2 separate regions of the Homo sapiens genome follow, and region 2 is linked to region 1. Evidence: read pairs that join two places in POLR2A ChIA-PET (ENCODE). Cell type or tissue: K562. All regions are shown on one strand. Each heading gives the region's core, and the rest is flanking DNA. Links, peaks and the distances in the headings are about the cores only.

Region 1 (11,047 bases), core at 2,050-10,049:
TCCCAGAGGCCAGGCCTTCCTAATGCTCACAAAGGCCCAGGGCATCCTCTGTGCCAGCCACTGTGCTGGACAGCACATGGGGTCTGTGCTTCCTAAAGTGACGTTTACAAAGCTACAGAATAGACACATCTTCCCTGAGCAGGAATTTTTAAAGTATCTGTATTTTTGTATTGAAACATACAAGGCCACATTACAGAGTAAAAGGTAAACTTTGTAGTTTTAAAGTGCTAAAACCAACAGGCTTTGAGCCTATGGCATATACACAGTGTCAGTCACATGGTATTTCATTTAACCCTCACAGCCCAGTGTGAGTAGAGGGTCTTTATCTCCCCATTTCACAGATGAGGAAACTAAGCTTCAAAGTCAAATAACTTTTCTATGGTCTCTCATAGCAGCAGGTAGTGCAGATACGAGATTGGGAAGCAGTAGCTTCTACCTAAGGACCAGAGGTCATGCCCGCTTCCTCCCCGATCAAGACCCAGGCCCGTGACTTACCCCAGAGTTGTTCAACGGGTCCCTGCTTGGGGGGCTGCTCTGTTCACTAGGGGGTGTAGGTGCCTGGGGGGCAGGGCTGCCATCTGCATCCCCCTCAGGGAGGATGCCACAGCCAAACACGAAGGAGGAGAGCGAGTGGCAGTGGGTGAGCAGGACCAGAGCCTGAATGAGCTCGGCCAGGGACCAAGTGTGCTCGCCGGTCTTCAGCAAGGCCTGGAAGGGACAAGGGGGGAGGTCAGAGCTGCTCAGTGCCTGCCCTGGGTTACCCACCAGGCACCAGCCAGGCCTCTGTGCTCCCTCAGACACCCGCCTCTCTGCCCCCTGCACCTGGATGTGTTCCTTGGTGATGAGCCATGGCCGATGCGCCAGCAACTTGTTGATCTCGCTGAGTTTGCGCAGCTTCTCGGGGGCCCGGTGGAGGCCCAGCAGCCACTCAGGGTCACCACCAGTCTGCAGAAACTCGGCCATGTGGGAGCCTACCAGGTAAGAACACTGATGGCGGGCGGCAGCCTGCGGAGGTAGTGGACACAGCCTGAGTCACCCTCCTCCTTTTGTGCCTGGCTCAGGGTGGGTACCCCATCAGGGGAGAGGTTGTAGGGCTCACTGTTCCCCAAGAGGCAGGAAATCTAAGTTCTAAGTAACCCCAGCTCTGCCACCAGCTTGCAGGCCACCTGATTCCTTTTTGCACCTCAGTTTGCCAATCTGTACCTAACACAAGCACTAACGATGCCTTTCTTCAAAACCTAAAATTTTCCTTCTGAGAAAAAATAAAAACAAAAAACCCAAAACTCTACAGTTAGATAAAGCCAGGGCTTTCCCTGCTTGTCTATGGAATCAGCTCACAAAGCTCCCAGAAAAGAGATCAAAGGACAGAACCCACCACAAAGCCACCTCTCCAAGTGTCAGGCCCAGAGAGGCTCACCATGATGGCAATGTAGTGGCGCCAGGAGCTGGCCAAGGGACCATCCGTGTGCAGCAGCAGGTAGTGCAGGCGCCAGAAGCTGGTAAAGTAGTCAGGGTGCAGGCCCATCACCACTGCCAGGTTGTCTACTCGCCCAGAGGACATCAGTGCCTCCAGCCCCAGGTGCTGCTCGAGGCTCTCAGCCCCCTCCCGAAGGACCTGCCAACCAAAGGGGAGGAGAGCATGGGTTTCCCTCCTGCCCCACTCATCAAAGAGACCAATGTATTCTTCCAGTGGGTTTTTAATGGCAAGAAACTAAAAACCACCACCGTGTCCAAAAAGAAAGAATGGGGAGGATCACATATTTTAATAAGTGATTCAATAAATACTTATTAGGTACCTTATATAATAATGGCCAGTACTTACACATACAATGCTATGTGCCAAGCACTGTTCAAGAATGCATATTTTAACTTATTTAACTCTCACAACAACTATAAAACTGGAGTTCTGTTTCTCCACTTTTAGGTAGGAAAAATCAGGCACAGAGAGTAAAAGTACAGTTTCTCCTCCCTTCATGGAGTGTCTATTCTAACACTGCAAATGCATATAACCATGGGGGCGGGTGCAAAATAGTTCACATTTCCTGAGTGCTGTCTCCATGCCATCCCTGAGCTTACAGTTTTCTCCGCGTGATTTCATGGGATCTAGCCAATAAGCCTGTGAGGTGAATACTATTATTTCCCCCACTTTGCCAGATGAGGAAACCAGGAAGTTTTCTTCCTTGCTCAAAGTCACAGATCTGATAAATAACAGAAGCAGATTCAAATCCAGATGAACTCCAAAGCCTATTTCTTTTTAACTTTTTTTTTTAATACAGACGGGGTCCCACTATGTTGTCCAGGCTGGTCTCGAACTCCTGGGCTCAAGTGATCCCCAAACCTTGGCCTCCCAAAGTGCTGGGATTACAGGCATGAGCTACTGTGCCTGGCTGCCTGTTTCTTCTCTTTATTATAAAAGAGTGGGCTGGGCACGGTGGCTCACATCTGTAATCCCAGCACATTGGGAGGCAGAGATGGGCAGATCACCTAAGGTCCGGAGTTTGAGACCAGCCTGACCAACATGGAGAAACCCCATCTCTGCTAATACAAAATTAGCTGGGCGTGGTGGCTCATGCCTGTAATCCCAGCTACTCGGGAGGCTTGAGGCAGGAGAATTGCTTGAACCTGGGAGGCAGAGGTTGCGGTGAGCCAAGATCGTGCCATTGCACTCCAGCCTGGGCAACAAGAACAAAACTTCGTTTCAAAAAAAAAAAAGGTGGTCACTTATAAATGAAAAAATAAAAGACAAGAGCAATACTTGAGCTTAGAATTCTGGGTCACAGACATAAATAATCGGCAAGTGGTTGTTCGCCTTATATTTACAAAGGAGTAGAGGAACAAGGGGTTTAGAAGGAGGGTAAATGTTTGTTAGCTCCTTAACCACTCGCCCTACACATTTAGGAAAAGCAAAGAGAGGAAACAAATTTTTTTTTTTTTTTTTGAGACGGAGTCTCACTCTGTCACGCAAGCTGGAGTGCAGTGGCGCGATCTCGGCTCACTGCAAGCTCCGCCTCCCGGGTTCATGCCATTCTCCTGCCTCAGCCTCCAGAGTAGCTGGGATTACAGGCGCCCGCCACCACGCCTGGCTAATTTTTTGTATTTTTAGTAGAGACGGTGCTTCACCGTGTTAGCCAGGATGGTCTCGATCTCCTGACCTCGTGATCCGCCCGCCTCGGCCTCCCAAAGTGTTGGGATTACAGGCGTGAGCCACTGCGGCCGGCAAAACAAAAAATTTGTCCTTGTTCACTGATGGCCAAATAAAATGAGGAAACTAGTTTTACATTTTTCTGCATGTTTTGAAGGTAACTCCACTATCCCAACACACTAGAATGTAAGCTCCATAATGGCAAATATTTTTGTCTGTCTTGTTCACTACTATATCCCAAGCAACCAGAACAGTGCCTGACATAGATTAATCATTTAATAGATATGTTAAGTAAATGAATGAATGAACTGACTCAGTAGATGAAAGATGTCTTTCTTGTATTAAGTGAAAAACAAAACAAAAAAACACGTTGTAAACTATGACCTTGGTTCTGTACTGAAAGTAAGTATTGGCTTGAAAAAAGCACAGTAAACAGTGGCAAATGGTTAACAGTGATGATCTCTGCAGGGTGCAGGAGGATACAGGAGATCAGAGCTTTCTGAAACAATGGAAATTTTTAAAATAATAAACATATATTACTTTTAAAACAGAAAAGAGCGTGTAATATATGTATGGTCATGGATGAGATAGATAGTTCTATCTTCTTAAGGGAAAGCAGGCACTGATCTAGGAATCAAAAGTTTGAGCATGAAAAAAAAAAAAAGTTTGGCCACTACCTGGCTATTAGCACTTGATTTCTTTGAGCCTGTTTCTTCCCAGTAAAATGGAGTTGACAGTGCCTGCTTCACAAAGCCGTTTTGTGAATTAAATGAATCAGAAATCAGAAAGGAATAGCTTAAAAGCTGCAATTTAAAGAACAGGAAAAGATGCCTGCCTACCAATATGCCATGTCCTTTCTTCCCAGGGACCAAAGATCCCTAACCCCTTCCAAGCTTACCTCCTCCACGGGGATGAAGGCGCTGGGCCCTCGAGGGCCTCGCCGAGCCCGGCTCTCCCTCTGCTCCTGGGAGGAAACATATGAGGTTAGTCCGTAGTAGAAGGGAGAATAAAGAGGATTATTACCTATCCAGCCTCTTCCTCCTATCCAAGGGGCTACACTGAAGTGTTAAACCCACCTTTCTAGCATACTTTGGATGGTGGAGCCAGATGGGAGATATACACATGTTTGGAAGGGTAATCAAGAAAGAGGGCTCACTCCAGGCTGAGTTCTTCAGGAACTGGGTTGGGACCCAAGAATCCCAGCATTGCGGGATGGGAGGGTCCTGGAAAAGGAACTATATAGCCATCATGCTGCACATCTCCAGGAGGCCACCTTCTTAGTGGTCCCAGAGAACTTATACAAGAACACACCACAGTTTGCACCCTGAAGCCAGGTAACCAAGTACCCCAGATGCTTCAGAAGCAGCTTCAATTTCTCTCACATGTTCGTTCGTTCCTTCCTTCCTTCCTTTCTTCCTCCTCCTCCTCCTTCTTCCTTCCTTCCTTCCTTCTCCTTCCTTCTTTTGCTTCTTTTTTTTTTTGAGACGGAGTATCGCTCTTGTTGCCCAGGCTGGAGTGCAATGGTGCGATCTCAGCTCATTGCAACCTCTGCCTCCTGGGTTCAAGCGATTCTCCTGCCTCAGCCTCCCGAGTAGCTGGGATTACAGGCATGCACAACCACGCTCACCTAATTTTATATTTTTAGTAGAAACTGGGTTTCTCCATGTTGGCCAGGCTGGTCTCGAATCCCCAACCTCAGGTGATCCGCCCACCTCAGCCTCCCAAAGTGCTGGGATTACTGGAATGAGCCACCACGCCTGGCCTCTTCTTTAGTGGTGCAGTCATAGCTCACTATAGCCTCAAACTGCTGGGCTCAATGGATCCTCCTGCCTTGGCCTCCCAAAGCACTGGGATTACAGATGGGAGTCACCATGCCTGGCTGCTTATCTGTCCTCCCACCACCACCACCTCATTAACTACCACCCCCTCTTGTCTGGACCACTACTCACAACCTCGCCAGTTGTCCCCCGGCCTCCTTAGCCCTGGCCTCTCCTATCCATCCTCTACCCAGTAGCCACATTAACTTTCTGAATATAAATCCGATCAACTGGCTTAAAACCCTACCTCCCCCTCCCATGGGCTTCCAGATACAACTGGCCCAGTCCCAGTGGTCACTCCTTTTGCAAAGCTAAACCACAATAGTCTAGGAACCTTTTTCTGGCCCTCACCTATGACCCCAAAATTCCCAGGGCTTTTGCTTCTAAAAACACTGTCATCAAATTGTCTGTTTTGTTTCCCTGACACCAGATCACATTTAGTGGAGAGCAGCGCCAGGTCATTCATACTAGTCTGTGAATGAAGACAGAGAAAGCAGAAAGGCACGGAGGGAATCTGAGCAGGGTGTACAAGGCTGATGGGAGCAACTGTTTTGACCTGTTATATGCTGCAGCCTCTTTAGAAACCACTAATATCAGGTACTCACTACATCTGCTTCTCCTAGTCCTAGAGATGGGGTTCAGGAAGGATGCTCTACTTATTAATTTATTTTGTTAATCTGAGAGTGGAGGTGGCTCTCAGCACTGGTCTTGTTTACAGTTTACCCAAATCAGAGCCATGCTCTCACTGGACAGGGATAGGAGGCGCCCAGTTCTCCCCTTCCCATTAAGATCCAGACTTAGTACCAGCCCTCAGGTATCCGGGAACCAAAAACTATAATTGAACCTTCCTTCTCAGATGGCCAAAAGCCCACTGAGGAGGCAGAGCTCTGGGACTCCAGAAGACTACAAAGTCTCTGGAATAGGTACCAATTCTGCAACTAACTTGCTATGTGGCTCTGGGAAAGTTAAAGGCCTAAACTCTCTTTACCTACTAAACTGGTAGGTAAAGTAGCCCAGCTACCTTCAAAAAGGGAGTTGAGCTGACCGTGCAGGCCCCCTTCAGCCCACACTTCTGGGAACTTCCGGGCCAGGCTGGTCCAAGTTCAGCGTAGTAACCAACACAATCCCTGAGCACTCCCCTTTGGAGCTTCCCTCCCCCTCACCAAAGAAAAAGCCCAACAGCTCTGTATAGGAGATAAGGATTGCTGACTCCACAAACTGGGCCTCCACCTCAGGGGACCTGAGGACAGAATAGCAAGCCACAGCAGGGTAGGGTGGAGCAAAACTGGGGGAGGCAGAGACGGCCCATCAGGGGTGCTAGGGAAGGATAGGAATAGCCTTGGGAATCCCAACTCACTCCAAAATCTGACCCAGGAATTGTCAAAAGAAGGAGCTCTAAGTCATCGGTCTGGATCCATCAACACTTTCAGCAATAACAACAACAACAACAATATACAATGCAGTTAAAAGATAGGGGCCCTTGGCTGGCGCAGCAGCTCATCCCAGCACGTTGGGACACTGAGGCAAGAGGATCGCTTGAGGCCAGGAATTCGAGACCAGCCTGGGCAACACAGTGAGACCCCTGTCTCCACAAACAGTAAATTAGCTGGGCATGGTAGCACACAACCTGTAGTCCCAGCTACTCAGGAGGCTGAGGCAGGAGGACTGCCTGAGCCCAGGAGTTTGAGGTTACAGCAAGCTATGATCGCACCACGGCATTCCAGCCTGAGCAACAGGGCAAGACCCTGTCTCAAAAAAAAAAAAAAAAAAAAAGATGGGGCTCTTGACACAAATTGCATGAGCTCAAATGACAGCTCCACCACCTGCTATCCCTTAGCTTTATGAGCCTCAGTTTCTTTACCAAATAATGGGGATAGCAGTAACTACTTCCACTGGCCAGTGATGAGGATTTCATGAGATAACACTGTGTAGCTTACCTCAATACCTCCATAACAATAAGCACTTAATAAAAAGTCAGGTATCATTAACCTCCTTGCTGTATCAAACAAGGGCTTCTCAACCCAAGCGGTACATTAGAATCCTTTGAGAAGCTTTACAAAAATAACAATGCCAAGGTCCCACCTCCCGCAATTCTAATTTAGTTATCTGGGGTGGGGCCCCAGCATAACAGCCAGGGTGAGGACCATTGTTTACACCATTTATTGATCACTTTCTCAAGTATAAGGCACTATGCTAAGTGCTTTCTAGGTGGAAACAGAATTAATTTGTTCACTCAACAAATATTTTTGATGGCTATATTGCAAGCAGCAAGAATACAGCAGTGAAAAGACAAAGCCCTTGGCCTTCATATAATTCAGAATCTGATAAACAGGATTTCAAAGCACAGATTCTATAAAGTGAGTGAAATAAACAGTAACTGTATGATGGGGAGGGAGAGTGTGCAATATTTTAGTGTAAGTAGACAGGAGAAGCCATTGAGGAGGTGGTCTTTGAGCTGTTATCTAAATGATGAGAAGACAGCAAGGCCTGTAAAGATCTAGGGGGCCTAAGTGGGGTGGTTCACACCTGTAACCCCGGTACTTTGGAAGGCTTGGTGGTGGAGGATCACCTGAGGCTAGGAATTTGAGAACAGTCTGGACAACACAGCAGGACACCCTCTCTTAAAAAACAAACAGGCCGGGCGCAGTGGCTCACGCCTGAAATCCCAGCACTTTGAGAGGCCGAGGCAGGCGGATCACCAGAGGTTGGGAGTTCGAGACCAGCCTGACCAACATGGAGAAACCCCGTCTCTACTAAAAATACAAAAAATTAGCCAGGCATGGTGGTGCATGCCTGTAGTCCCAGCTACTCGGGGGGCTGAGGCAGGAGAATTGCTTGAACCCAGGAGGTGGAGGTTGTGGTGAGCTGAGATCGCACCATTGCACTCCAGCCTGGGCAACAAGAGTGAAACTCCGTCTCAAAACAAACAAACACACACCCCAAAAACTAGGGGGACCAGCATTCCAGCCAGAGGGAACGCGAGTATAAAGCCCTGAAGGCAAAACCAAGTAGATTTGAATCCATGGCTCCAATACCCTGAATGCTTCCCCGATCCTGACAGAGGAAGCAGGCAGGGCAGCATACCACTGCCAAGAAATGACCCCTCCAAGTCAGCCCTCCCTGCCCAATTCCCTGGACTGGGGAGTCAGTAATAACAATGGTGCATAACAAGGCTGGTTACCACTGGCTAAGCATTAATTTCACATGCACTACCTGGACTTTAGGGCAGAAGCTACTACTAGGGCTTCCATTTTACAGATGAGGAACAAGGCTCAGAGAGGTCAACTCACTTCTGGCTACTCAGGCAGGAAGGCAGTAGCAGGGCTGGGATACAACCCAGGTTTCTGCAAGTGCAGAAATGATTCCCCATTCTCTAAACTTCTCAAGGTCTCAATAGTCTCCAGGCTGCTGCATCTGGGACTCACCAAGAATGAGAAGCTCCAGTCACAGCACCTGTCACACTTGGGGGCACACACTGAATCTAGTTCTTTGTTGTTACCCCAGTGCCTAGCATAGCACAGTCCAACAGAATTTTCTGCGATGATGGAATGTTTTATATCTGTACTGTCCAAGAAATGTGAGTCTCTAGTCACTGTGGCTGAGCATTTGAAATGTGACAAATGCAACAAAAAATTTTCATTTTATTTAATTTTAATTTATCTAAATTTAAATAGCCACATGTAGTGAGGGGTTACCATATTGGATGGTACAGGTTCAGTAGACCTGATAAAGGCATGATTCCAGTTCCACGTAACAGAACAAGAAAAGTGCAACACAGAGGGGTCAGGTCACCTGTCCAAAATAACAGCTAGTGTGGGACAGAGGGAGAACCAGTGTTGGGTATTTTTATAATTTCAACTAAACAGATCACATGGGGCAACAGGAACACTAAAGTTAACCCTTTAGGTGGTCATTCAACATGAAGGTCTTCACACAAACTGTAAAAAGAGGATAATGGCCCCAGACCTGTGCCTGGCTCCTAATTTTTTCTTTTTTTTTCTTTTTTTCTTTGAGATGGAGTCTCGCTCTGTCACCCAGGCTGGAGTGCAGTTGCGTGATCTTGGCTCACTGCAACCTCCGCCTCCTGAGTTCAGGCAATTCTCCTGCCTCAGCCTCCTAAGTAGCTGGGAGTATAGGCATGCGCCACCAAGCCCGGCTAATTTTTGTATTTTTAGTAGAGACATAACCTGCTCACCTTGGCCTCCCAATATGCTGGGATTATGGGCGTTTGAGCCACCGTGCCTGGCCTTTTTTTTTTTTTTTTTTAAATAGAGATGAGGTCTCACTGTGTTGCCAAGGCTGGTCTCAAACTCCTGGGCTCAAGCGATCTTCCCACTTCAGCCTCCCAAAGTGCTGGGATTACAGGCATGAGCCACCATGCCTGGCATGGATCCTAATTTAAGCACTTACTATATGTTAACTTTTAAATTAGCTCAGGTACTTGCACACAGGTTCCATCTAATTTTCATCTGTTTTGGGGCGGCGGCAGAGTCTCTATTTTGCACACAAGACTAAGGGTTCAAAGGTTAGGCACCAGCTGACAAGTAGCCAATCTGAGATCTGAACCCACGGCTGCCTGGCTTCTAAGGTCCATTCCACTTCATAATAACAGCTTTGGGAAGCAGCCCCAGCCTTGGAGAGTTGAACCCAGCTCAGTCTGGCTTCCAAGGGTTCTGTCTACTACCCATATCGGCTTCTTGGAGAAGCCCCAGACTTTATTCTCGGTTACCCTATATTATCCTTTATAGAGCCTGTAAGTCCCTGGTCTCAGCTACAGACACCTGGTTACCCACTCTGCCAGCTGGGAAGGAACAGACACTATTTCTCCTTCCCTCACCCCCAGCTGAATTCAGATATTTTCCTGGGTTTATGCCTGAGAAGACGATACGGAAATACAGCCCAAGCAGCCCAGGACCTCCAGCCTTGGAGTGGGCAGGGTGGAGGGGGTGTGAGTGAGTGGTGCCATACACTTGTCTGCCCATCATGAGCTGGGAACCACGCTAAGTGCTTTACACATCTGATTGTGCCAATTCCTCCCAACCACCCAGAGGGAAACAGTTCTTATAATCCCTTCTTCGGAAACAGGTCAGAGAGGCTCAGAAAGGTCCTCTTCCAAATGGGCACAATTCAGATCTGACTCCACGGCTGGAATAGTTCACAAGGGTCAGCTAAGCCAGCAAGGGGCAACTAGTCACGAACACTTATTAGGTGCAAAGAGCAGTGCTGGGGATGAGACTTGCAGGGTATCTCCAGCAAGGGACTATTTCACATAATTGGGACCAAAGCTCCTACAATGGAGGGAATGGAGGAGGGTGTGCAAGGGGACTTATCTAGTGGGGGAGGAAGGGCTTCCCTGAAGAAGAAATGATGTCTGAGAAAGTTTGTTTTGTTTTGTTTTTTTTGAGACGGAGTCTCACTCTGTCACCCAGGCTGGAGTACAGTGAAGCGATCTCGGCTCACTGCAACCTCTGCCTCCCAGGTTCAAGCAATTCTCCTACCTCAGCCTCCGGAGTAGCTGGGAGTACAGGCGTGTGCCACCACGCAGGGTTAATTTTTTGTATTTTTAGTAGAGACGGGGTTTCACCGTATTAGCCAGAATGGTCTCAATCTCCTGACCTTGTGATCCACCTACCTCGGCCTCCCAAAGTGCTTGGATTACAGGTGCGAGCCACCGCGCCCAGCCTGGTTTTTTTTTTTTTTTTTTTTTTGAGACAGACTCTTGCTCTGTCACCCAGGCTGGAGTGCAGTGGCATGATCACAGTTCACTGCAACCTCCGCCTCCCAGGCTCAAGCAATCCTCCCACCTCAGCCTTCGAAGTAGCTGGCGCACACCACCACGCCTGGCTAACTTTTGTATATTTTGTAGAGACAGGGTTTCAGGCTGGTTTTGAACTCCTGGGCTCAAGCAATCCATCTGCCTCGGCCTCCCAAAGTGTTAGTATTACAGGCATGAGCCACTGCATCTGGCCGAGAAAGTTATTCGGGAGCCCAATACTACCAGTACTAGAGTGAAGCCCTTGGAACTTTCTGAAGATACACACATCTGAAGGCAATGAGCTCCTGAAAGGGAGTGTGTGGTGAAGTGACA
Region 2 (17,313 bases), core at 5,425-13,424, 50 kb before region 1:
TAATGATTAGAGGAGGCTGTGAACTTCTTTGGCCTCTCTTTTCCTATACAGACACTAATTGCAGCATAGAAAGTCCAGTGAATTACAGGTCATTTGAGGCACCATAGGGTTTACCCAGATTTTAGCTGGTATTTTAAAGAAGGGTAAATTTTTTTAAAAAGGTAGGGGAGATAGACAGAAAATGGGTAAACAATATGATAATACCTGAAGGAGGCCTGGAGATTACAGGGATGGGTTTCTCTGATAAGGATATGATGCCTAGAGCTTAGGATGGGGCCCACCCCTGTACTTTGCCACTACCCAGCTGTGCAACCATGGGCATTCACTTCCCCTCCCTGAGCCTCAGCTTCCTTTTTTTGTAAAATAGAGATAATAATAGTACTTTCAAAGGAGTTTGCCAAAATCAAATGAGATGGTTATAAAGCATTTAACATAGTGCTTGGCTTATTGTAAGCACTTAATATTTTTATTTTCTTTTATTTTTATTTAATTTTATTAATTTTTTTAGAGACGGAGTCTCACTATGTGAGACCCAGGCTGGTCTCAAACTCCTGGCCTCAAGCCATCCTCCCATCTTGACCTCGTAAAGTGCTGGGATTACAGGCATGAGCCATCATGCCTGGCGTGTAGGCATTTAATAAGCAGTAGTTATTAGCTTTTTTTTTTTTTTTTTTTGAGATGGAGTCTCGCTGTGTCGCCCGGGCTAGAGTGCAGTGGCGCAATCTCGGCTCACTCCACTTTCCGGGTTCACGCCATTCTCCTGCCTTAGCCTCCTGAGTAGCTGGGACTACAGGCGCCTGCCACTACGCCCAGCTAATTTTTTGTATTTTAAGTAGAGATGGGGTTTCACCGTGTTAGCCAGGATGGTCTCGATCTCCTGACCTCGTGATCCACCCGCCTCGGCCTCCGAAAGTGCTGGGATTACAGGCATGAGCCACCGCGCCCGGCCTTTTTTTTTTTTTTTTTTTGAGGCAGAGTCTTGCTCTGTTGCCCAGGCTGGAGTACAGTGGCGCGATCTTGGCTCACTGCAACCTCCGCCTCCTGGGTTCAAGCTATTCTCCTGCCTCAGCCTCCCAAGTAGCTGGATTACAGGTGCATTCTATTTTATTGTTTTCACTCTTTTTTAAATTCATTTTTTCAAAATTATTTTTTTCATTTTTCGGGGGAGTCACTGGATCTGTGAATGTATTTTGTGCATGGCTTATCTCCCTGGATAGATTGTAAACATCTTGAAGTGAGGAATCATATATATATACACATATACACACACACATATATATATATACACACACATATATACACATATATACACATATATATACATATATAAAAATGTATATCTACACATAAATATATATATATATATATATTTTAAACAGTCTCACTCTGTCACCCAGGCTGGAATGCAGTGGCGCCATCTTGGCTCACTGCAACCTTCGCCTCCTAGTTTCAAGTGATTCTTGTGCCTCAGCCTCCTGAGTAGCTGGGATTACAGGCGTGAGCCACCACGCCTGGCTAATTTTTGTAGTTTTAGTAGAGATGGGATTCACCATGTTGGCCAAGCTGGTCTTGAACCCCTGACCTCAGGTGATCTGCCTGCCTCGGCCTCCCAAAGTCCTGAGATTACAGGCGTGAGCCACCGTGCCCAGCCCCAGCCTTTTTTTCTTTCCTTTTTTTGTAGAGACAGGGTCTCACTATATTGACCAGGCTGGTCTCCAACTCCTGGGCTCAAGAAATTCTGCTGCCTAGGCCTCCTAAAGTGCTGGGATCATAGGTGTGAGCCACAACACCAAGTCAATATTTTTTTATATAGAGTACTTGCTGAAATGATAATATTTTGGATACTGGGGTTAAATAAAAATATTTTATTACATTTAATTTAACTTGTTTATTTATTTTTATTTATTTGTTTTGTTTTGTTTTGTTTTGAGACGGAGTCCTGCTCTGTCGTCCAGGCTGGAGTGCAGTAGCGTGATCTTGGCTCACTGCAACTTCTACCTCCCAGGTTTAAGCAATTCTCCTTCCTCAGCCTCCCCAGTCGCTAGGACTACAGGCGCCCGCCACCACATCTGGCTAATTTTTCTATTTTTTAGTAGAGACAGAGTTTTACCATGTTGGCCAGGCTGGTCTTGAACTCCTGACCTCAGGTGATCCACCTGCCTCAGCCTCCCAAAGTGCTGGGATTACAGGTGTAAGCCACTGAGCCCAGCTTATTTTTACAGGGTGCTACTAGAATATTTATTTATTTATATTTTTATTTATTTGGAGACAGAAGTCTTGCTCTGTCTTCCAGGCTGGAGTGCAGTGGCACAATCTGGGCTCACTGCAACCTCTGTTTCCCAGACTCAAGCAATTCTCATGTCTTAGCCTCCTGAGTAGCTGGAACTACAGATGCATGCCACCATGCCCGCCTGATTTTTTTTTTTTTCTTTAAGTAGACCAGGTTTCACCATGTTGGCCAGGCTGGTCTCAAACTCCTGTCCTCAAGTGATCCTACTACCTGGGCCTCCCAGATTGCTGGTGTGAGCCCCCATGCCTGGCCTAGAATATTTAAAAGTATATATGTGACTCACATATTTCTGTTAGACAGTACTGCTATAGGATCTAGATTTGAAGGTGTGGCTTTACAGTCAGACAGATCTATAATTCTGGCAACTGCTTGTGTGGGTCTAGGCAGTTTATTTAACTTCTTAGGCCTTTGGCAGTGCCTGGTATATACTGTATATTGTAGGTATGCAATGAATCAGATTTACTGTTAGGAGAATGGTTTAGGAATTGGGGAATGTTTAATTAGAAAAGACTTACGAAGGGTGGACATGACATCTGTCTTCCAGTATATGAATATATGACAAAGCCAGTGGGGACTGAGGAGAGATGAAGAGGAAAGGGCTAGGGTTAGGGTTAGAGTATATTTAACTCATTTAACTCTCACAACCATGGGGACTTCAGCCCACTTAGCAAATGAGGAAATAGGCTCTGAGAAGTTAAGTACATTGCTGATAAGTGTCAGAGTCAGGTTTAAAAGCCAAATCTGTCTGCCTCCAGAGATTTATTGTACTAAGACTTTGCTCTGTGTTAGTTTGGATTGCTATAACAAGTTACCAAAGACTGGGTGGCCAAAACAACGAATGATTTCACATATTTCCCGGAGGCTGGGAAGTCCAAGATTGAGGTGCTGATAGATACAGTGTCTGGTGAGGGTCGGCTTCATGAATTGCAGATGGCTGCATTCTCATAGCATCACATGGCTGAGAGAAAAATCATCTCTCTTGTTTTTTCCTACAAGGGCACTAATCTCATTAATGAAGACTTCACCCTCACGACCTAATTATCTCCCAAAGGCTCACCACCACATTGGAGGTTAGGATTCTTTTTTTTAAAGGCCCTCCAGGTGTACACAGTGCCTATGTAGTGCTGGGCAAATTTCTACTTCTCCCAGGATTTAGCATATGAATTTTGGGGAGACACAAACTTCAATCTGTAATAGCCTCCTGAAAAAAACTAACTGCTTTTGTATAGTTCCAGAGGACAGGACTAGAATTGTTGGGTGAAAATTATAGGGATATAGATTTCAGCTTAATAAAAGGAACAACTTGTCGCAATGGTGGTGTCCAGTAGTGGAAGGGGGGCCCGGATATGAAGTAGACTCCCTTCCAGTGGAAATACTGAAGGAGAGACTGTGGTAGAAAGAATTATTGGCTGGGCGTGGTAGCTCATGCCTGTAATCACAGCACTTTGGGAGGCCTAGGTGGGCAGGTCACCTGAGGTCAGGAGTTCAAGACCAGCCTGGCCAACATGGCGAAACCCCATCTCTACTAAAAACAGAAAAATTAGCTGGGCATGGTGGCACATACCTGTAATGCGAGCTATTCAGGATGCTGAGGGAGGAGAATCGCTTGAACCTGGGAGGCAGAGGTTGCAGTGAGCCAAGGTGGTGCCACTGCACTCCAGCCTGGGCAACAGAGCGAGACTCTATCTCAAAAAAAAAGAAAAGAAAGAATTCTTGTTCCGAGTGGGAGAGATTGAATTATCATATTTCCTTGATTCCTAGACACTGTCCACTCTAAGTCATAGTATTGATTTAATAACAGAGTTTCAGTCGATTGATAAACACTCTCTCTCTATGTGTGTGTGTGTGTATATATATATATATATATATCTGTTATAAATTGAAGCCCGATAAACCCAGACACAAAATGCATCTTAGAGTTGAGAAAATGCAGTAGTCGAACTTTATGATTTCATAGATACTTAGCCTTAGTAATTCTATGCCTTTGGATTTTTTTCCTATTATGACAACTACAGCATTATTATTAATAGTAATGACCATCAGCAAACACCCAATGACAAATAAGAAATGACACCATTCTTAAGGAGTTTAGTTTGCTGAGAGACAGGTAAAACACCTCATATAATTTTGTGCCTAGTGTTCTTCATTGGGTGCTGACTCAAGAAATTCACCTCCCCACCCCACTGGCTGAATGACAGGCAGCATTAGCCATTTAATTCTCTTAATCTCAAGGCGGGGCCCTAAGAAAGTCTGTTGCAGAAGGGTAATTGGCCTATTTACTTGCTCCCTTCCTCTTAGCCCAGCCAACCCAACTCTAGCCTCTGGTTGACCAGGTGTTGAGGTGCCTTGAGGGGATAAGCTATAATAGTTAATGTATTACATGTATCCATAAAAGATTAAAGATTAGCTCTGTTTTAGCTGAACTGTAACTGTCTGTTTGGGTTTCTCCCCTCCCGGGCTGTCTGGGGAAATCAGTGTTGGTTTTAGTCTGAAGATAATTAACCGATAATTAACCCACTGGGTCTCAAATTTCCTGGACAGCTCCCCTTGAGTGTGTGATTACTGGGTGCCAGGCTCTGTGGTAAGCACTTTCTGTGAATCTGTATTTTTTTTTTTTTTTTTTGAGATGGAGTCTTACTCTGTCACCCAGGTGGATGTGCAGTGGCATGATCTCGGCTCACTGCAACCTCCACCCACCAGGTTCAAGTGATTCTCCTGCCTCCGCCTCCCAAATAGCTGGGATTACGAGCGTGCACCACCACACTCAGCTAATTTTTGTATTTGTAGTAGAGACGGGGTTTCACCAAATTGGCCAGGCTGGTCTCGAACTCCAGACCTCAGGTGATCCACCTGCCTCAGCCTCCCAAAGTGCTGGGATTACAGGTGTGAGCCACCATGCTCAGCTGAATCTGTATAATTCATTTCCTCCTCATACTAGCTCTCAGAAGCAGGTGGTATTCTCTCCATCTCACAGCTGCCAGAATTGCAAGTCTGCTGTATAATCTATGTGGAAGTAAAAGAGTTTGTTTCTGGTCCCCTAAGATCTCATCACAATTACCCCCTTCCTTGGGTCAAATGGTTTTATGCCATTATTTATGCCATCAACTCAAATGTTTTCTGGAGGAGACTCTTTGTACAACCCAGAGGAGAGGAGAAAGCCCAAAAAGACTTCATGGAGAAGCAGAAGGGCAGAGGTTAACACACTAGTGCTTAGGACTTAAGATGGGTCCTGGACATGGTGGATCATACCTGTAATTCCAGCACTTTGGGAGACCGAGGCAGGTGGATCACTTGAGCCCAGTAGTTCAAGACCAGCCTAGGCAACGTAGGGAGACCCCATCTCTACAAAAAATTAAAAATTAGCCAGACATGGTAGCCCTCGCCTGTAATTCCAGCTACTTGGGAGGCTGAGATGGGAGTGTCATTTGAGCCCAGGAGGTCAAGGCTATAGTGAGCTGAGATGCTTCCACTGCACTCCAGCCTGGGTGACAGAGCCAGACTGTCTCAAAAAAAAAAAAAAAAAAGAGAATTAGTGAAAAGAACATTGTAAGGAGAGTTGGCATATTCTCCATATGGGCATAGCAAGCACATTGTGGCACACAATACAGTCAGCACTTACTATGTGCCTGCGGTAGGAGAGGCACCATGCTGAACTTTGGGAATATAAAGAATAACTGGGACAACCTAAACCCCTGCCCTGAGAGAGTCCACATTCTAGTGATAAAATATTAAATAATATTAAAAATGGTTACAAAAGAAAGAAGGTGGAAAATATTTATGATATAATATTAACTACTCAAGCCAGTTACAAATGTACAGTGTGATTTTAATTATATAGAGTCCTTAAAACATCTTTACACAGGAGAAGAAAACATAGCACTCTAATACTAACAATAATTGCCTTTGTTTAACTTTGTTTAATGGGACCAGAGATTATTTTATCTCCACTTGTCTCTGTTTTCCTTTTATTTTTTTTTTGAGATGGAGTCTCACTGTGTCACCCAGGATGGAGTGCAGTGGCGCAATCTCAGCTCACTGTAACCTCCACTTCCAGGGTTCAAGCGATTCCCCTGCCTTTTTTTTTTTTTTTTTTTTTCGAGACAATGTCTCACTCTGTCACCCAGGCTGGAGTGCAGTGGCAAGATCATAGCTCACTGAAGCATCAATCTCCCAGGCTCGAGCAATCCTCTCGCCTCAACCTCCCAAGTAACTGGGAGTGAGCCACCACGCCCAGCCTATCTTCCAAATTTTTGATGAGTGTGGGTTACTTAAAAAGAGTAAAAGAAAATAACCTTTTTTTCCTTTTAAATGAAAAAAAAATGGCCAGGCGCGGTGGCTCATGTCTGTAATCCCAGCAATTTGGGAGGCCGAGGCGGGCCGATCACTTGAGGTCGGGAGTTCAAGACCAGCCTGACCAACATGGAGAAACCCCGTCTCTCCTAAAAATACAAAATTAGCAGGGCGTGGTGGTGCATGCCTGTAATCCCAGATACTCAGGAGGCTGAGGCAGGAGAATCGCTTGAACCCAGGAGGTGGAGGTTGCAGTGAGCTGAAATCGCGCCATTGCACTCCTGCCTGGACAATAAGAGAGAAACTCTCTCAAAAAAAAAAAAAAAAAGCCTGCGCAGTGGCTCATGGCTGTAATCCCAGCACTCTGGGAGGCCAAGGCGGGTGGATCACGAGGTCAGGAGTTCAAGACCAGCCTGACCAATATGGTGAAACCCTGTCTCTACTAAAAATACAAAAATTAGCTGGGTGTGATGGCACATGCCTGTAGTCCCAGCTGCTCGGGACGCTGAGGCAGGAGAATTGCTGAACCCAGGAGGCAGAGGTTGCAGTGAGCCGAGATGGTGCCACTGCACTCCAGCCTGGGTGACAGAGAGAGACTCCATCTCAAAAAAAAAAAAGAAAAAAAAAAAAAAAAAACTTGAAACAAACAAAATGTCCACACACAAGTGGATAAACAAATTGTGATTTATTTCTACAATGGAATACTACTCAGCAATAGAAAAAAACTACTGATGTACATAAGAAGATAGATTAATCTAAACTGAGCGTGGTGGCATGCAACCATAGTCTCAGACATTCTGGAGGCTGAAGCAGGAGGATCCCTTGAGCCCAGGAGTTTGAGGCTGCAGTGCGCTATGATTGTGCCACTGCACTCCAGCCTGGGCGATGGAGCAAGACCCTTTCTCTAAAATAATAATAACAATATTCTAAGTGAAAGAAGTCAGACACAAAAGAATATGTAATTTATGATTCCATCTATGTGATATTCTAGAAGAGATAAAACTAATCTACAGTGAGAGAAATAAAATCGTGCTTGTCTAGGGCAGGAAGTAGGGAGGACTCATTGCAAGGAGACATAAGGGACCTTTCTGGAAAAATGGAAATATTTATATTTTGATTGTGATGTCAGGTGCTCAAGTGTGTATATTTGTCAACACTCATCAAGATGTACATTTAAATAGATACATTTTATTTTATTTTATTTATTTGTTTTGAGATGGAGTTTTGCTCTTGTCACCCAGGCTGGAGTGCAATGGCATGATCTCGGCTCACTGCAACCTCCGCTTCCCGGGTTGAAGCGATTCTCCTGCTTCAGCCTCCCAAGTAGCTGGGATTACAGGTACCCACCACCATGCACAGCTAATTTTTGTATTTTTAGTAGAGACAGGGTTTTGCCATTTTGCCTAGGCTGGTCTTGAACTCCTGACCTCAGGTGGTCCACCTGCTTCGGCCTCCCAAAGTGCTGGAATTACAGGTGTGAGCCACTGCGCCCGGCCTACCCAGATGCATTTTAATTGTATGTAAATGTAAATGTATCTCAATAAAATTGATTAAAATAATGAAAAACATTTATAGTTTTTTTTCTGGTTACAAGAGCATTATGTGCTCATTGTAAGAAATTCAAATGTATTTTATTTTATTAATTATTTATTTTGAAATGGGATCTCACTCTGTCACCCAGGCTGGAGTGCACTGGGCACTGCAACCTCCACCTTCCGGGCTCAAGTGATCCTGCCACTGAAGACTCCCAAGTAGCTGTGAATGGCTGGGCGAGGTGGCTCACACGCCTGTAATCCCAGCACTTTGGGAGGCCGAGGTGGGTAGATCACCTGAGGTCAGGTGTTCGAGATCAGCCTGGCCAACACGGTGAAACCCTGTTTCTACTAAAAGTACAAAAATTAGCTGGGCATGGTGGTGCGTGCCTGTAATCCCAGCTACTCGGGAGGTTGAGGCAGGAGAATCGTTCAAACCTGGGAGGCAGAGGTTGCAGTGAGCTGAGATCACGCCACTGTACTCCAGCCTGGGTGACAGAGTGAGAATCCATCTAAAAAAAAAACCCAAAAAAAACAAAAAACAAAAACAAAACAAAATACCAAGTAGCTGGGGACACAGGCACCCACCACCATGCCTGGCTAATTTTTTCTATTTTTGGTAGAGATGGGGTTTCACCATGTTGCCCAGGCTGGTCTCAAACTCACAAGCTCAAGCGATCCTCGCGCCTTGTCCTCCCAAAGTGTTAGGATTACAGGCATAAGCCACTGTGGCAGGCCTAGAAATTCTAATATTTTAGAAGAAAACTCTAAAATGTACAAAAAAAATACTTTTTCCATTTTGAGAAATTAGAAAGTCACTACAATTCTAAGCACAGGGTTTGGTACACAGTAAATATTAGTAAATAAAATAACAGAGTAAGAGTAGGAGAGATAATCCCATCAGGAAGCAGAGAAGAATGAATAGACTGGAGTGTCCAGAAATCCCAGGTTTCTGCAGAAATCTAGAAGTCCTGCTAGAGGATAAGATTGTCAGTTGTGGCAGACAGGTGTGTGACTTTGACAGGTGGGAGAGAAGTGAGAATGGAGGTTAGACAGGTGAGCTCATAAGGAATCAGTGTTTGAATGGCTTTTCTACAAACTCTTAGGATTCTCTTCTCTCATTTCCTAGGGGGAAAGAGTGAGAATGTGAGGCCAGCGTGGCGGCTCATGCACTTTGGGACACCGAGTAGGGAGGAATGCTTGAGCTCAGGGGGCATTTGTTTGTTTGTTTGTTTGTTTTTGAGTCTGTCATCCAGGCTAGAGTGCAGTGGTGCGATCCCAGCTCAATGCAACCTCCGCCTCCTGGGTTCAAGTGATTCTCCTCCCTCAGCCTCCCCAGTAGCTGGGACTATAGGCACACGCCACCATGCCCGGCTAATTTTTGTATTTTTAGTAGAGAGGGGGGTATTGCCATGTTGGCCAGGCTAGTCTTGAACTCCCGACCTCAGGTGATCCACCCGCCTCGATCTCCCAAAATGCTGGGATTACAGGCATGAGCCACCATGCCTGGCCGAGCTCAGGAGTTTGAGACCAGCCTGGGCAACATAACAATAACTCATTTCTACTAAAAATTAATAAAAATTAGCCAGGTGTGATGGCACATGCCTGTAGTCCTAGCTACTTAGGAGGCTGAGGCAGGAGGATCGCTTGAGCCTGAAAGATAGAGGCTGCAGTGAGCTTGATCACGCCACTGCACTCCAGCCTGGGCAACAGAGCAAGACCCTGTCTCAAAACAAACAAACAAAAGAGAGTGAGAATGTGTCAGGACAAAAATGACAAAAGTCATAACGGCAAAGGAAAGCTAAGAATATGAATGGGCGTGGTGACTCGTCCCTATAATCCCAGCACTTTGGAAAGACGAGACAGGTGGATTGTTTGAGCCCATGAGTTCAAGACCAGCCTGGGCAACATGCCAAGGCCTCGTCTCTACAAAAAATACAAAAATTAGCCAGACATGGTGGTGTATACCTGTGGTCCCAGCTACTCAGCTTCCCAGCTGAGACAGGAGGATTGCTTGAACCCGAGAGGTCAAGGCTGCAGTGAGCTGTGATGGTGCCACTGCATTCCATCCTGAGCAACAGAGTGAGACTCTGTCTCAAAAAATAAAATATGCCAGGCACGGTGGCTCACGCCTGTAATCGCAGCACTTTGGGAGGCTGAGGTGGGTGGATCACCTGAGGTCAGGAGTTCGAGACCAGCCTGGCCAACATGGTGAAACCCCATCTCTACTAAAAATACAAAAATTAGCCAGATGGCCAGAGGTGGTGGCTCATGCCTGTAATCCCAGCACTTTGGGAGGCCCAGGTGAGTGGATCACCTGAGGTCAGTAGTTCGCGACCAGCCTGGCCAATATGGTGAAACCCTGTCACTACTAAAAATACAAAAAAATAGCCTAGCGTGGTGGTGGGTGCCTGTAATCTCAGCTACTGGGGAGGCTGAGGCAGGAGAGTTGCTCGAACCCGGAAGGCAGAGATTGCAGTGAGTCAAGATCGCGCCATTGCACTCCAGCCTGAGCAACAAGAATGAAACTCCGTCTCAAAAAACAAAACAAAACGAAACAAAAAAAATTAGCCGAGCGTGGTGGCAGGCGCCTGTAATCTCAGCTACTCGGGAGGCTGAGGCAGGAGAATTGCTGGAACCCAGGAGGCGGAGCTTGCAGTGAGCCGAGATTGTGCCACTGCACTCCAGCCCAGGCGACAGCAGCAAGACTCCGTCTCAAAAAAAAAAATAATAAAATAAAATAAAATAATGAAAAGACAAAATCTAAGACTAAATAAAGGGGGAAGGCTGGGCGCAGTGGCTCACGCCTGTAATCCCACCACTTTGGGAGGCTGAGGCGGGTGGATCACTTGAGGTCAGGCATTCAAGACTAGCCTGGCAAACATGGCGAAACTCCGTCTCTACTAAAAATACAAAAAATTTGCAGGCATTGTGGTGGACGCCTGTAATCCCAGCTACTCGGGAGGCTGAGGCAGGAGAATTGCTTGAACCCAGGAGGCAGAGGTTGCAGTGAGTCGAGACTGCGCCATTGCACTCTAGCCTGGGCAACAGAAGGAGACTAGGTTAAAAAAAAAAGGGGGGGGGGGCGGGAAGTGGGCATAGCTGCTTGGCAATGACCAAGCCAACCACAGAGCTAATTCTCAACATTGTTGTCCTTCCTGCTTGGCCGGAATATTATTGACTAATTCCACCTGCTTGTCCTTAGCGAATAGAATTATATCAGTCAGCAATTATGTACCAAGAACCCATAGAAAGGCCCACATTGGCATTATTTGTGGATGCAAAAACAGTTGAAGACTCAAGTCCCAGCTCCCATTATAATGGGAAAAAGCGAGCCAGTAACATCGGGTCACCAGGTGCTTTTCATTCATCATTTCAGTGCATTCTCCCACCATCATGGCTAGGAGAGGAGAAGCAGTATGGCGAAGGGCAAAGAGGCAGACATGCCTAGGCTGAGACAGCAGCTCCACTTCCTATAAACCGGGTGGCCTCAAGCAGTGACATCGTCTTCTAGGTCATTATAAGATAAAGAGGAAATGTAGATGACGCACCTAGCACAATGGTGTGTACTGTGACTGGGTTGCTGGTACTATGGTCATCCCAATTTCACAGATGTGGACATGGCTCAGTGGAAGTCACAACAAAGTTGTCATGTGCAAGAGCTGCAGCTTGCTAATCCCAGCACTTTGGGAGGCCGAGGCGGGCGGATCACGAGGTCAGGAGATCGAGACCACGGAGAAACCCCGACTCTACTAAAAATACAAAAAAATTAGCCGGGCGCGGTGGCCGGCGCCTGCAGTCCCAGCTGCTCGGGAGGCTGAGGCAGGAAAATGGCGTGAACCTGGGAGGTGGAGCTCGCAGTGAGCCGAGATGGCGCTACTGCACTCCAGCCTGGGCGACAGAGCCAGACTCCATCTCAAAAAAAAAAAAAAAAAAAAAAAAGAGCTGCAGCTTGCTAGGAAATCTCCTGCTGTCTGCTCTTCCCCCAGAGGAAGTTCAAGAGTGGGCTGTACGGGAAGCAAAGACCACACTCTAGGCGTGACTGAGGGAAAGGCCTTCTGCGTAAAATCTTAGGACCATAGACTTAAAGGCGAAAGAGGCCTCCAGCCTCATTAGTCCAGCTTCCTATCTCCCACCCCACAGAACGGATGGGGAAACCAAGACCCACAGAGTGACCCACAGAGTGGAAGGGACTTGCCTAAATTACTCAGCAGGGAATTACAGGCCCCGAGCCATAGCCAGACTTTTCTCCTGAACATTTCCTTCTGAACCCACACTCTTTAGTCATACAGACTTAGGGTTGATTCCTGACCCTGCGCTAACCAGCTGTGTGACTTTGGTGAGTGACGTAACATCTCTGATCTTCAGTACCTGCATTTGTAAAATGAAATAATAGCATCTACCTCACTGGTTTGCTATAAAGATTAAATGATACAGGGCATGTAGGATGCACAATAATTTAAATATGTATGTAGTTCCCATCTTACAGATGAGGAACTGGAGCTTGTTGAAACTTCCCTTGGCTCAGGATAATACCTCAGGTTAAAGAGAGAGCCTACAAGAAGAGAAAGAAAACTCGGGTGAGAACTGGATGGGTACAGGTGAGCCAGGCTCCACCTTTCTGTCCAGGAGCTCAAGGTGACATGGGCCACCCAGTGACCTTTCCTGCCTCTGCTGCCTCAATGCACAGACAGGTTGGTTGTGAAACACCCCTGGGCGGTGACTCAGCCTGGAGGCCTGCTCTGCTGGTCAGCGCGGGCAGGCTGGAGCTGTTTGGTTGAGCCTGGAAAGGACAACATGTCTAACAAACACATTGCTTGTCAAAGCTCTGACGGGGGTGCCAAGCACAGACTGTGAACTCTGGTCCTTGAGGCATCACAGATGACTGAAGTGGGGTGCCTAAGTTGCATGCAACATCTCCTGGTTGTTGTTCTGGTCTAACAACCTTCCAGGGCCAATGTCAGGAAGAGGGTAATGTTTTAGAGGCTGGGGAGCTCCTATTTCTCAAGAGGCAGCTTGGCACGGTGGCCAGGACCTGGGCTTTTGGCATCCATATCATGCAGACCTGAGTTCACATCCTGGCTCTGGCTTCTCACTGGCTATAAGACTTTGGGCAAGTGGCTTAATCCTTTCAGATTTAAACTTCCTTATTCTATAAAATGCCCACCTTTTTATTTTTATTTTATTTATTTTTTTGAGACAGGCTCTTGCTCTGTTGCTCAGGTTGGAGTGCAGTGGCGCTATCTTGGCTCACTACAGCCTCAACCTCCCAGGCACAAGCGATCATCCTACCTCAGTCCACCCCCTGAGTAGCTGGGACCACAGGCATGTGCCACCAAGCCTGGCTCATTTTTTAATTGAGATAGGATCTCCCTATGTTGCCCAAGCTGGTCTCAAACTTTTGGACTCAAGTGGTCCTCCTACCTCAGCCTTCTAAAGTGCTGGGATTACAGGTGAGAGCCACTGTGTCCAGCCAAAATTGTCTTTTAGAGATAAAAGATGTAAAATTCATGAAACATAGAAACTCTTCATAAACAATTATTAGAATCCTGCGCCCAAATCTGCCCCTTCCTTCACTCCAAATGGAAATTGCCCCTCCTGGCTGGGTGCGGTGGCTCATGCCTATAATCCCAGCATTTTGGGAGTCTGAGGCAGGCGGATCACCTGACATCAAGAGTTCAAGACCAGCCTGGTCAACATAGTGAAACCCTGTCTCTACTAAAAAAATACCAAAACTTAGCCAGGCGTAGTGGCGAGTGCCTGTAATCCCAGCTACTCGGGAGGCTGACAGGAGAATCGCTTGAACCCAGGAGGCGGAGGTTGCAGTGAGCCGAGATCACACCACCGCACTCCAGCCTGGGCAACAAGAGTGAAACTCCGTCTCAAAAAAAAAAAAAAAAAAGAAAAAAGAAAAGAAATAATAAATTGCCCTTCCTGCTCTCTTGCTATTGTAGTGTACTTTCTCATTCACCCAGAGGTAGTAAAAAAACCACCCATTCCAGGCCGGGCGCGATGGCTCATGCCTGTAATCCCAGCACTTTGGGAGGCCGAGGAAGGTGGATCATGAGGTCAGGAGATCGAGACCATCCTGGCTAACACGGTGAAACCCCGTCTCTACTAAAAATACAAAAACATAAGCCGGGTGCGGTGGCTTATGCCTGTAATCCCAGCACTTTGGGAGGCTGAGGCGGGTGGATCACGAGGTCAGGAGATCGAGACCATCCTGGCTAACACGGTGAAACCCTGTCTCTACTAAAAATACAAAAAATTAGCCGGGCGTGGTGGCAGGCGCCTGTAGTCCCAGCTATTTGGGGGGCTGAGGCAGGAGAATGGCATGAACCCGGGAGGCGGAGCTTGCAGTGAGCAGAGATCCTGCCACTGCACTCCAACCTGGGCGACAGAGCAAGATTCCGTCTCAAAAAAACAAAAACAAAAACAAAAAAACATTCCCAATGGTCTTGAGGTCTAATAACAACAACAACAAAAAGCAACCAGCACGCACTTATATATATATATTTATGGATAAGTACAAAAAATAAATCCTGTTTTGCATCCCAGAACTCATTGTTCAGTATGAGTTTGTTTTTTTTTTTTAATTGGCTGGGTATCGAGGCATGTGCCTGTAGTTGCAGCTGCTCAGGAAGGGGAGGCAGAGGCAGGAGGATCGAGCTCTGGAGTTGGAGGCTGTGCTGAGCTTTGATGGCACCACTGTACTCCAGCCTGGGCAACAAAGACAGACCCTGTCTCTTTTTTTGGGATGGAGTTTCAGGCTCTTGTTGCCCAGGCTGGAGTGCAATGGCGGGATCTCGGCTCACCGCAACCTCCGCCTCCCAGGTTGAAGCGATTCTCCCGCCTCAGCCTTCCAAGTAGCTGGGATTACAGGCATGTGCCACCACGCCCAGCTAATTTTGTATTTTTTGTAGAGATGGGATTTCTCCATGTTGGTCAGGCTGGTCTCAAACTCCCAACCTCAGGTGATCTGCCCGCCTCGGCCTCCCAAAGTGCTGGGATTACAGGCGTGAGCCACCATGCCCGGCCGACCCTGTCTCTTAATAAAAAAATGTTGATTCTAGGATTGTAGAATAGATAATTTAAAAGCATAGGATATGAGGGAAAACCTCAGCTATATTAATTTTGTATTTCAATTTCATGCTGACTTGATACATAAGATGGCTTTTTGTTTTAAAGGCTTTTATCTTGAGAACACGATATCTGGAGTTAAAGGTATTGGCATATTCCACACATCTGTACTTATTCTTGAGTGTGATTGCTTAGGAATGAATATGATTTAAACTCATTCATGTTTAGAGAGGGTGTCAAATTGAGAACCAGGAAGATCCACGTACGCTAAAAATGACCCTAAAGTAAGTTGGTTAAAAAATTAGATTCCAAACATTCTTGGTGAATTTTGAAGTCTTCTTCAGTGTACCCATATTATTATTATTATTATTTTTTTTTTTAATTTTTTTTGAGATGGAGTTTTACTCTTGTCACCCAGGCTGGAGCACAATGGTGCAATCTCAGCTCACTGCAACCTCCGCCTCCCAGGTTTAGGCGATTCTTCAGCCTTGCCTGCTGAGTAGCTGGGATTATAGGCATGTGCCACCATGCCCAGCTAATTTTTTTTTCTTTTTTTGAGGCGGAGTCTCGCTCTGTCACCCAGACTGGAGCGCAGTGGCGCAATCTCAGCTGACTGCAACCTCCACCTCCCAGGTTCAAGTGATTCTCCTGCCTTAGCCTCCTGAGTAGCTGGGACTACAGACTCCCAACACCACACCCAGCTAATTTTTGTATTTTTAGTAGAGACGGGGTTTCACCATGTTGGCTAGACTGGTCTTGGACTCCTGACCTCAGGTGATCCGCCTGCCTTGGCCTCCCAAAGTGCTGGGATTACAGGCGTGAGCCACCACGCCCAGCCTAATTTTGTATTTTTAGTAGAGATGGGGTTTCACCATGTTAGCCAGGCTGGTCTCGAACTCCTGACCCCAGATAATCCACCCACCTCAGCCTCCCAAAGTGCTGGGATTACAGGCAGGAGCCACTGTGCCCAGCTACTATATCCACATTAAAAGGAGATGACAGAAGCCAAAATAAAAGAATTATGGGCTGACAGGACAACTAGATTAAAATATGCCTCAGTTCCATTAAAAAGGGCTAACTTGAAGATAAATTTTGACTCCAGCTCTTTAGAGGATCTATAGTGACCTTGGTGGACAGTGGGAAAAAATCACAACATGAAATTCCTTGAATAAAAATGTACTGACTTAAAAAAACAAAAAAAAGCAAAGCACAACTATCATAGACAGAAGCACCAGGCTGGTTGTATCACTGTTATCCTATTGATCACTTGATTCATTTCCTGGTGTTAGAAGAGAAAAGACATTTTGTTTATTTATTTATCTATTTATTCATTTATTGAGATGGAGTCTCACTCTGTCACCAGGCTGGAGTGTAGTGGCGCGATCTCAGCTCACTGCAACCTCCACCTCCCAGGTTCAAGCGATTCTCCTGCCTCAGCCTCCTGAGTAGCTGGGACTACAGGTGCCCACTACCATGCCCGGCTAATTTTTGTATTTTTAGTAGAGATGGGGTTTCACCATGTTGGCCAGGATGGTCTCAATCTCTTGACCTCATGATCCGCCCGCCTTGGCCTCCCAAAGTGCTGGGATTACAGGCGTGAGCCACTGTGCCCAGCCAAAAGACATTTTAAATCAAGGAGAGTGGTAGCCTGAATAATCCCTCTCAATGATGCTCAAGCCCTAATCTCTGGAACCTGTCAGTGTTACCTTATATATAACATAATTGCTTTGCAGAAGGGATTCAGTTAAGAATGTTGAGATAGGGAGATTATCCTGGATTATCCAGGTGGGCCCTAAATGTAATCATACATATCCTTATAAGAGGGAAGTAGAGAAGGATTTGACTGCAGAAGAGAAGGCAATGAGATGATGAAAGCAGAGATTGGAGTGATGCAAACTCAAGTTGAGGGATCCAACAGCCACCAGTCGCTGGAAGAGGCAAGGCATAGTTCTTCCCTGGAGTCTTTAGAAGCAACCAGCCCTGCCAATGCCTTGATTTCAGCCCCTTAAGACTTATTATACACTTCTGGCCTCCGGAACTGCAGGGGAGTATATTTCTGTTGTTTTAAGTCACTAAATTTGTGGTAATTTATTGCAACAGCTATAAGAAACTAATTCAAGG

The links. Peaks named below come from ENCODE experiments on the same cell type or tissue, not always from the same donor. Only the 100,000 strongest peaks of a DNase experiment are listed, where the experiment ranks them.
Region 2: POLR2A ChIA-PET joins it to region 1 with 11 read pairs; 29 of 35 experiments call an interaction of 5 or more read pairs at or near these places.

Annotation. Positions count from the first base shown.
Region 1 is chr1:28,262,242-28,273,288 of GRCh38, reverse strand. It overlaps SESN2 (sestrin 2), which reads right to left. Exons shown (of 10, transcript NM_031459.5): 2 at 4,041-4,106; 3 at 1,418-1,615; 4 at 823-1,005; 5 at 496-708. Among named protein-coding and RNA genes, the nearest start is that of SESN2, 8.2 kb to the right of the region's middle. In K562, for the core only: no CTCF peak of the experiment used is centred there; a DNase peak (open chromatin) is centred at 6,138; H3K4me3 peaks cover 688 bases.
Region 2 is chr1:28,309,700-28,327,012 of GRCh38, reverse strand. No RefSeq gene overlaps it. Among named protein-coding and RNA genes, the nearest start is that of MED18, 11 kb to the left of the region's middle. RefSeq lists an enhancer at 12,876-13,376. In K562, for the core only: no CTCF peak of the experiment used is centred there; a DNase peak (open chromatin) is centred at 12,832.